Regions from separate parts of the Homo sapiens genome. Here region 1 is linked to region 2. A link is a loop called in an ENCODE intact Hi-C map of the cell type or tissue named here. Cell type or tissue: A673. All regions are shown on one strand. Links, peaks and the distances in the headings refer to the core of each region. The heading gives the core; the rest is flanking DNA. Region 1 overlaps ERBB4 (erb-b2 receptor tyrosine kinase 4). Region 2 overlaps ERBB4 (erb-b2 receptor tyrosine kinase 4).

Region 1 (5,401 bases), core at 233-5,232, 360 kb before region 2:
TGAAAATCAAAAGGAGATAAAAAGACAGATGTACATATGCATGCCTGGCGTAATTACAAATAAAGTAGACCTTTATTAGTCAGCTTTGGAAATATTTTAAGGCCTTTGACATTTCTCTTTTACTACCACTTTTGGATCTACACTATAAACCTTCTAAATAAAATGTTTTGCTTTTTCCATTTGTGGCCATTCTTTTAACATTATTTTTGGTTCCCCTGTATGAAGACTGCATTTCTGTGATGCCTACGTTCTGTTTTAGGCTTTCTGATCTACCACCTCTCCTCACTTTCTACAGTCTATATCCACTTTAATGCCAGGAGGCACCAAGCCCGTTGCTGGTACTTTTATGCATTACGTCTGGTGCCTCCTTAAACCTGCGTGGTAGATGGTATTAATCCTCTGTCATAGATAAAGAAAATGAGACTCAGTTATGTAATTGGACAAATCACACAGCTATTTCTCAACAGAGGCGATATTCTAACAATCAATTTGGCTATTATTGGGTGTATATTAGACTTAGATTTTAATTTACTATTTTTAAGGAGGCAATGAATAAAGGTAATGCACTCAACAAGAAGTAAGTCTATCCAATGCTTCTGTCTGGCTGTGGTCCTCTTCATCTTTTTCTTACTGTCCAGATGCCCTCCCCTGTCTTACCTCTGCGTAGATTATTCTAAGCTCTTACCCCTATACAGAGCTCTAAACCTTCCTGTTTCTACTGCCTGCTCGATATCTCCACTTGGATATGTCACAGCATCTCCGACTCAAGCTATTCAACGTTTTACTTATCGCTTTTCATAATTTAATGTGCTTTTCCTATCTTAATTGTTATAAACTTCTGTACATCACACATTAACTCTTCATTGGTAAAAAGCCAAGAAATCATAATATCTAGTACTTATTAAAGGCCAACTGTATCAGGAAGTGTGCTAGGCACTTCTTATACAATATCTCACCTGACCTTAACAATATGGACACTACCATCCTTATTTTACAAACAAGGAAACAGAAGCTCGGAGAAATTAAATAACTTGCAAATGGCCACACTTGTGCAGGTGGCTGATCAGCAATGCCTAGGCTCCTATTAAATTCACATAGTCTAAATATCAACATTTTATATATGGCGATAAATGAAAACTCCTAAGAAGTATGCTGGCAACATAGATGAATTTCTTAAGTATTTTAGGTCATTGACAGTGATTTTGCTTGATACTCATAATAATTCTAAATAACCAGGAATATTTGTGAATATATCAAATATGGAAATGGGATCAAGTATATTAACAATAGGTGCCACTCTTCTAACTTAACATTGTGGTTTCATTATATTTATAATAACTCAAATAGAGTAACCATTGCAGTAACTTTTTGGAATTGATCATGCGAAGTAAAACTTTGCAAGGAGTAAAATAGAGGAATCTGAGAATTTAAATAGTGCAGGTTTGAGTCCACCATGTGAGTATAGGTGAATTACTTAATCTTTTTAAGCTTCAATCATCCCATCTAAAAAGGGAATTGAATATTAATGTTAACCTCATAGTTGTGAAGGTTAAATGAAATGCATGTAAATGCATATAAAATAGCATCAGGTACATAGTAAGTGCCCAATAAATGTTAATTATATTTTGTATGCTATAGTAGTAGTAGGAGAGAACTAGGGCAGTTAAAGGCAAAATAGAAACATCATAAATTTAAAGTTAGAAAACGTTAAATATGAGAAGAGCATGAACTTTCTCTTTTTCATAATTTGAACTTGACTTTTGTGTGTCCTATGAATATAAACAGGTGATACAATAATGGTTTATAGAATTATTGTACACATGGACTGTCATGAGAACTTTAAGTAGACTATTTGAGGAAGAATTTGGCTCTCTCTGAAGGGCAGTTTTCTCAAATCCTTTTTTTCTTCATATTCTGTTTTTATAGTTTTGGTATTAAAAAAAGAGCTTAGAGAGACAGTTTTGTTCCAAAGATTTATGTTTACCTGGCAAACTCAAATCCTCTGTCCTTTCATCCTTATTGTTTTTTAAAGTGCCTTCAAGAGAAAATGGTTTTTAATCAAATTCATGAGATAACTTTTTATGTTACATTTTATAGGCATTTAAACTTCAATATAGGACACAACTAAAACAATGTATGACTGAATGTATTTTTGGAAAAATTTCTGCATGCTAGAGCAGAATCATCCACATCTATACACAAACACTGACAGAATTTGTCACATAGAAGATAATCTGTAAATTGTTGTGATTATTAAGTGCTTTCCCTATATTACAGTTTTTCACATTTATTAAGGAATCAGGTAAAGGCTATGCATGACATCATAAACTTCACAGAGCTATGCCAGTGGTGTCCACTTGCTAATTAACATTGATGTGCCACAAAACCGTACATGCTTAAAAAAGATATTAGTAATGGCAAGGGCGATTTCTGCTCTTCTACAGTTGAGTGCTTGCTTTTTTGCAACAACCTCAAACTCCCTACAGTCCGTGGGTTAGAATTTCTAAAAAGTTATTTCTCCTATCAACCAATGTGGAAACTTTTTCAAGGATGCTGTGAATTCTTCATTTTTGCAAAAGATAAGAACAAATTTAACAATGAAAGCTATTTTTTTAGACTGAGAGATAGGTAGAAATTTTGTATACAAGCTCCACCACATGTCATTATCTTATTCAGCTGACAGGTGGTGCTCCAGAACAATATGGGCAGTGGGGATGTGTGATTAGATTTCCATCAGTTTCTGGGACAAACCATGAGCTATACCTTTAAGATAAAAACCTTTTAATGTAGTAGTTGAATTACCGAAATTTTTATGTGCAAGAATAGTAACCCAATAAAATAATTTTTACATGCAAATAACCTTATACATTTTAAATGTGTTTTAGATGCAGGCATTGAACTAGACTGGGATGAAGTTTTCATGTAGTTTCAACTCAACTTTTTACTTTACTGCAAAGCAATAAATTGGAGTATTAAACTATAATTAAAATCAATACAACTGATTTTCCTCCATCCGTTGTATTATTTAGCATTATTATGACATTCTGTTTAACCAATGATTGATCATAAATAGAAGACAGAAGTGTTAACAACATATTTTAAGACAAATATGTTTAAATTATATTTTTCCAATTAAGGTATCCTGATATATGTTTCTTTTGTTTTTGGTTGATAAATAATAATTGTCCATATTTATGGGATACAGAGTGATTTTTCAGTACCTGCATATGTTGTATAATAATTAAATTAGAATAATTAACCTATCCATCAACTCAAACATTTATCATTTTCTTGAATTGTGAATACTCAAAATTTTCTCTTAACTTTTTGAAAATATACAATAAATTACTAAACATATTTACTCTGCATTGCTACAGAACACTAGAACTTTATTCCTATCTAGCTATAATTTTGTATTCTTTAACCAACCTCTCTCTATATTCCCCTGTGCCTTATTCTTCCCAGCCTCCAATAACCAAAATTCTACTCTCCACTATTATGAGCTCATTTTTTTAGCTCCTTGTATTTACCTTTCTGTGCCTAAGTTATTTCTCTTAACGTAATGTCCGACAGATTCACCCAGGTTGCCCCAAATGAAACAATTTCATTATTTTCTTAATGGCTGAATAGTCATCTACATTAGGTATTTATCCTAATGCTATCCCTCCTCTAGCCCCCCGCCCCCTGATATGCCCTGGTGTGTGATGTTCCCCTCCCTGTGTTCATGACTAACAGCCATTTTATTTATCCTTTATCATTTTGTGCAGTAGCTTTAATATTACCCAGACCACTGTAGCCATCAATACATTCTTGAAAAAGAATATGATGATTTGTAATTTTTCCAGGAAGATAATTGGGAAATTGTATATATTGCTTGATTAAATTTTAGTGTATTTATATTACATAAAACCTGTAACTCAAAGTTGAATCATGTCTCTCACTTTTCTAATGGTATTAAGATTTTTTTTAAGCATTCAAATTAAATAGAATTTGTTGTACTTTTAAGAAACAATTCAGGGATGACTGAGATCTATACTACATTCTTATTTCTGAGAAGGCTAGTAAGCCTCTCTGGATTTATTTGTGCTTTGAGAAAAAGAGTGTAGAAACGCAGTTTAGGTTTTGTAAGTTTTTCATTTTTCCCAGTCAGAAGTCTTGATTAGAACACCAGTGCCTGTGATTCTGGGTACACACAGGATGGCATTAGTAATAGTCCCATATAACATTTTTTCAGGGGAGATGATATAACAGCTGTCCTTTTTGCCTGTGATCCCTATTTGGAGTAGTCTCAGGACTGTGAAAAAAATCTTCTCTAGGATTATTGCCTGACATGCAACTATTCAGGTCCCCAGACCTGACATTTACTCCCTGCCCTACTTTCTCCCTGGAATCACTGTTTGTCCAGAAGGAGTTAGATATTGGATGGAGATACTGTGTTAGCAGATATTATCTCAACACAGTACTTATTCCTCCCCTCCCGTTCCTGTATTTTAACTCTAAACAAGTGCATTTAACAACTTGGGCTGTCTGTTTTCTAAACTCTTTGGAAATTATTAAGTATAAGTAGATTGTCAAGATTGATCTTCGCAAAAAAAGATCACATTTTTTTCTAATAGGGGCTTGTGGTACCATAAATGGTTAATTTTTACACAAATATTTGATTCTTAGTGGTTTCATGCATCATGGCAATTCTGTTAGTACCTTTTGCTATGCTATATAGTTTTTACAAGTATGCAAATGTTGAAGGATATTTAATAACCCTGACGTTATTAAATGTTCAGTTATCTCCCAAGGTTTTTAAATGGGTCTTGGGAAATTTTGAGATTAAATCATATAATTTGTAACTGAGACATAATATTCATTCTTGAATATAATTTGCAGTGACGGCTTTATGAAGGAAGAACTAATTACTCTCATGATTGAGATCAGAGACAATTATTAGAATTATGTTTTCTAAGGTTATTTTTCTATGTACAAACTATGTCCCTTGAAAACTGCAAGCTGACGTGTGCTTATTGTGCTTATCTAGAAAATCAGTTCCTTATCAATTAGCTTATAGTGTTTTAGACTGATTTATGGTCAAATTAAATAGATCTATTGACATTTTCATCAGAAACTATAAATTAAATATGTATCTTGTAGTTGAGAACAATGAAAACTAGGTGGCCTTAACAAGTGATATTAATAACACTTTGGAGTTTTCTAAGTTTTCCTATATTAGAATAATGTATTTTTACAGGTTGAAAATCAGCACAGCTCTACTCTGAAGGATTGTTTTGTGTTTTATTTCATACAGTGTACAGCATTTAATTCTTATAATAACAAGGTTGCTCACTTTGCCAGCAGGAGGCCCCTCAAAGCAAGATGATGCCTCTCATTTGGCAGATTTCTGTATAAATAA
Region 2 (5,401 bases), core at 96-5,095:
TCCATCATTTAGCTTTAACCATTACATTTTATTGTACTTGTGCTATCACATTTCTCCTCATTATTGCCCTCTAACCATTATCCTGTTTCATTTTTTGTACATTAAAACATGAATTGCAGAAATCAGAAATGTAGAAATACATTAGCTTGCATACTACTAAATAAAGTTCAGTATCTGATTACAGCATTTTCTTTTGACGTAAAATTTATATACAATTTATTGTACAAATCTTAAGTGCATATTCACTATGTTTTATCAAATACATGCAATTGTGTAGTGCAAATACTTATCAAGATATAGACATCATGTCACCTACAAAGTTCCCTCATGTCCCTCACCAGTGTGTCTCCCTCACTTCTCAAGATAAACACTATTTTAATTTTTTGGACCAAGATTAATTTTGCCTGTTCTAGAATTTTATTTGAATTCAAATCATACACTATATACTTGTATATAAGACTTTTTCAAAGATAATGTTTTTAAGGTTTATCTATGTTGGTGCATGTATGAGTAATTTGCTCCTTTTCATTCCTAAGTAGTATTGCATTGCATGAATATATTATAATTTATTTGTTAATTTTCCCTTTGATTTATACCTAGGCTGTTATTTATAATGTGCTATGAATATTGTTGCATATGTCTTTTGTGTACATAGGTTTCACTTTCTTGAGTAAATACCAAGAAGTAGAATTGCTGGGTTATAGAAGAGATGTAGTATTTGGGTTTATGTGAAATTAGTAGACTATTATTTCCCAAAGTAATTGCAACACTTTATATTCTCACAATATATAACAGTGCTACTTGCTCTGGATTTTCACCATCACTTGCTATTTATTGTCATTTATGAACTGATGAAAAATGGAAGCAAAGATTAATAAGGAATTTTTAGATCATATATGTTATGATAAAAATTAGTCCCAATTCATAGGAGAATATTTTTATCACCACGTTACACTTCTTACCAAATGTTAAGATTTAGTAGTGGTTTTGTTCATGTATTTTGAATTCTTATACTATATATGGTCATATAACTCAAAGGACTAGTGTACTGCCAGATGGTAAATAATAAGCACTTTCCTTATAATTTCATTCAAAATTTACTTTAAATATAAGTTGTCTTTTCCTTATCTAAAAGATAGTTGATGAAAAAGGAGTAGAAGTTGATCCTTTAAGAACTGTAGATTTTTAACAATATGAAGCCTTTGAGGTAGAAAGGCTTAAGACATAAACTCCTAATACAAAAGGTTTTAGAGTTTAGCAGAAAACTTTTCCTGCTCTTTCATTTTAATCATTATATCTGCATCAACCTATGGGAGAAAAGGAGGCATTATGAATATGAAGGAATTATCCTGATATCATTTCACAAGGTAGCTACTCATGTCTAGAGGCAAAGATAATTGAAAATTTAGGCAGATGGGTGTGGTAATAATTTCTAGTAAAGTTAATTATGTTAGTATGGGGACACTTCATAGTGAAGTATTAATAAAGGAAATTACATAGAAACTTCTTTGTACTCAATGAATATTAAATATGAGGATAGATGAGTGAAAGAGACTGTACAGATATATTTTGATCTGATCTCAATTGTGTGGCTGATGAAGATTAAAGACTTTTTGAGTTGTTATTGTTATTTGTGCTCCTATTTTAAGCAGCCTTCCATCTTTTAATGCTAAAACTCTAGCATTATAAGCTTGTGGAGATGACATATTTATGAATATTTATGGGATATTAAACATATCACTTTTCAGTGATGCATATTTTTCTTTCTAATTTTATTTCACTCTACTTTGTTATCATTTGCAGTGCTTCTTTGGCAATTTGTTACCTGTCTTTTGAGTTTGTACTTTCAAATATACACACAGTCATAATGGCTTCTGAGATCAAGCGCTTCCCCTTCCCCAACCTACCCTCAGTGAGAGCTACATTTGTGCGGATATCTCACAAAGGTGAAAGTATCAATTAAGAAGAGATCATCAGGTGTCAGGGAGCCTTAGGCTTTGGTAGGAAATAGCCAGCCAAGTAATTTGATTAACAGAATTCATGAAGAGTTAAATTCTCTAAAAAAAGAAAAGCGCTAAGACCTAGACACATGAATTTTCAGTAGAATTTGGCATTGGATGCACATCCCTCTTCTTCTAAGAGGAACATATAGAATACTAAACTGTAACCACACCATGACTGCGTCATAAAAATGTGGGCATAGAGACAATGGGACATAGAAAACAGCCATTTTATTTTTCATTGTTTTCATTCACACTGATATACATTTATAAGACTTTTTGTGTGTGTGATACAGATTTTAAAAAAAGGTTTTATTTAACTATGGAGGACTTGTGGATAGAGTTCACCCTCTTTACCAGGAAATAATAAAAGTGAGTGTGGTATAGGGACAATTATGAGCCACTTGATTATAAATAATTTCTTCACTTTTTATTTTTAAATAGGCACTGGCCACCTCTCTCTTCCTTAGTGGTTACCTTTCTGAGTTTACAGCTATCATACAGGCTCCTGCAAGCAAGGGGACAAGCCTGAAGCATCCAATCCAGGGTTCCTTATGCTTACTGTGACACTAATTGGTTCTTGTCTTACCTGCGTAAGTTGAACCCAAAGTTCATAAGAAATATTCACCCTTCTGAGGAAAGGGTTATGCTAAAATCAAGAATAGGGGTTTAGCCGGAGAATAGGATGATTAATGACAAGAGGAGAGAAACTGAATAGTTTGAAGACAACGCATTTGGGCTTGCCATGGATTTGTCTTGAGAAACCTGTTGTAAAGAAAGGAGGCCAAGTTAAGTTTTTGGACTTAGACTAACCCTAAAAATAATGTTTTTCCTTTTCCAATATTGTGTACATTTTCAGTTTGTCAGTTTTATAGAGTAATTAAGAAAAGTATATTAGCCATTTATCACATTTTTAATGATAAGTTTGGCTCTAGGTATGTAAGATCCTTGAATATGGATGTACGTAGCATTTCAGAACAGTGTCAGCAATTGCTGGATTGGAAAATAGTACTAGTAAAATGATTTTAATTTCATCTACTAATTTAAACTGGTTGCCTTGCTTTCTTCAAGCAGTGTGGTCTTTTTTTTAATTGTGCAGGCTTTCATTAATGCACCAGTGAGGATGAAAGAAAACAATTCATTTATGTAATTGCAACTAGCCTGTCATACCCAACTTGGGAAAGCAGCAACTCCCACAGCATGAGGTCCACATTATGCAACCCAGGCTGGCATTTAGATGAGTTCCTTTTTGTTGAAAATATATGAACTTCTAATTATTTTAAATGTATAAGTAATACATATGTAAATCTACATTATACGAATGTAAAATCTGTTTTAGTTAAGAAGTAAATCCACAGTAGCAATTTAGTTGTCCATTTTAGACATTGAGAAAGTGTAGGCATCAATAATAAGGAAATACTTGAAAGATAACAAAGTCACGGAATTATATATGATTCTGGTCTGTATTAGCTATCTGTTTCTATCCAAAAAAAAAAAAAAAACAAAAACACACACCACGGTTTACTACCTTAAAACAGCAAACACTTATGATCTCACAGTTTCTGAGGATCAGGATCTGCAAGTGGCTCAGCAAAGTGTTTCTAAGTCCATGTGTTTGTGGAATAAATACTTAATTCTCTTATTGACTGATTTTTACTCTTTCGTAAACTTTCCAAGATGAAAAACCTTCCAAGGTGCATTCTTCTTACCTGCCTACTCAAAAACAACATATCGACCACATTTCAATGATTTACTCATCATGTAGACTCTTTATTAAGAACATTATCAATATTATTTAATGATCAAATAGTGATATAGTCCTGATCTCTAGTTTTCCCCTACATTAATATTCTCATTCCACTCTGTATGCTATAATATTGTATCTACCCTTTGCATATCTTGCTCTCTCTTACATTCTTAGCTTTTTGACAGGCATTTCTTATTCTTGTCATATCATCATTCCTAAGCAAACCCTCCCTCAAAACACACATCCTTCATCTCATATTGACAGATATTTAATGAGCCTCTGCTGAGTTGTGGACTTGGGCTAGCTCGTGGTGGACACAAAAGTGAATTGCACATTGTCTCTTTCCTTAGAGAATACACTGTTTATTTATTGGGGATGTGAGTGGCCCAGAGAGACATGATTACTTAATAAAGTCATTAATAATTTGGTACAAAATATAATGAGGTCCAAAAAGATTATCTTTTTGAGCGAGTCAGAGATATCTCTTCAGAGTAGGAGATATAAGATATTGAAATTAAAAGATGGATAGATAGGGACTTTTGGGTAGATGAGAAGGGGTAGGGAACTTTTGGTAAAGGAAGTAATATGTGCACTTCACAGAGGTCTTATAAGAACGTGGTTCATTTTAAGTATTTCCAGTATAGTGTGGTGGGACTTTGGGGATTAGGAAACAGTGAGGTCAAGAGATGGGCATTTCACAAGTTGGTAGCTAGTGAGATAGGTTGGAACTAAATGTTTCATGATTTATATAGTAAAAAGCTTCAGCATGTGTGCTCATCTGACCATTTGTGGTTCACTTCTATTTTTGCATTTGCTATCCATGTGACTTTGGGCAAGTTGCTTAATCTTGCTTTTCTTGTCTGCAAAATGGATATAATATTGTTTGCTTCCTAATTTGTTCAAAGGATTCAGTGAGACAAATGCAAAACACTTAGCACAGGGACCAGACTCAGTAAGTGTTCGGCAAATATTACTTTTATTATCACTATTATTAATTTATCCCAAGGATTATACTATTTGTCCTGTAGTTCAGAGGAGCCTATCTCAGTTGTATAGGCAACATGGTGACAGAATCAGATTTGTGTATTTAGTTTCACTGACAACAGTGTCAAGACTGTTAAGAGCAGGCTTCTTTCCCCTCTGGTCTTCTTACCTCCAGTCTAAGTGCCTACTAGTCCAAAGACTTAGGAAGAGCTCTGGCTTAAGTAGAAGATAGTCATGTATTCATTCATTCATTAAACGAATATTTCCTGAGCCCTATTTTGTGCCAGGCACTAAACAAAGTTTCTATACATGTGGATTTATTCTACTGAATAAGACTTATCAATTGATAAACTTCATAAACAAGCTTCTTATTCTTAACTTACTAAAGCATAGTTTTAGTTTGTAATGAGAAATATTAGATAGACATCAGATACAGAATTAATTTTCTTACTGGTTTCAAAAAAACCCAGTCTTTTTTTCCTTTGAACAGTAATATGTTTACAATACCTAAAAATGATTTTGCTGTAAGTAAATATAAAATGCTTTCAAAAAGAACTATCCTGGGTTTAATCTCAGATTAAGTACAATAACTATGTTGTAGTGACATAAATCCTGCTGGTTAATTCAATTAATTCAACAACAAACATGCAAATACAGTCTGATCTAATAA

What was found. Hi-C counts contacts between places; a loop is a spot of excess contacts. Peaks named below come from ENCODE experiments on the same cell type or tissue, not always from the same donor. Only the 100,000 strongest peaks of a DNase experiment are listed, where the experiment ranks them.
Region 1: it touches region 2 in a loop (2.5-fold over the local background); 11 of 110 quality-filtered maps call a loop at or near these places.

What each region holds. Positions count from the first base shown.
Region 1 is chr2:212,517,823-212,523,223 of GRCh38, reverse strand. All of the region lies in intron 1 of ERBB4 (erb-b2 receptor tyrosine kinase 4), which reads left to right. Among named protein-coding and RNA genes, the nearest start is that of ERBB4, 18 kb to the left of the region's middle. In A673, for the core only: a CTCF peak has its summit at 2,661; a DNase peak (open chromatin) is centred at 2,703.
Region 2 is chr2:212,157,366-212,162,766 of GRCh38, reverse strand. All of the region lies in intron 1 of ERBB4 (erb-b2 receptor tyrosine kinase 4), which reads left to right. Among named protein-coding and RNA genes, the nearest start is that of MIR548F2, 270 kb to the left of the region's middle. In A673, for the core only: no CTCF peak of the experiment used is centred there; a DNase peak (open chromatin) is centred at 3,196.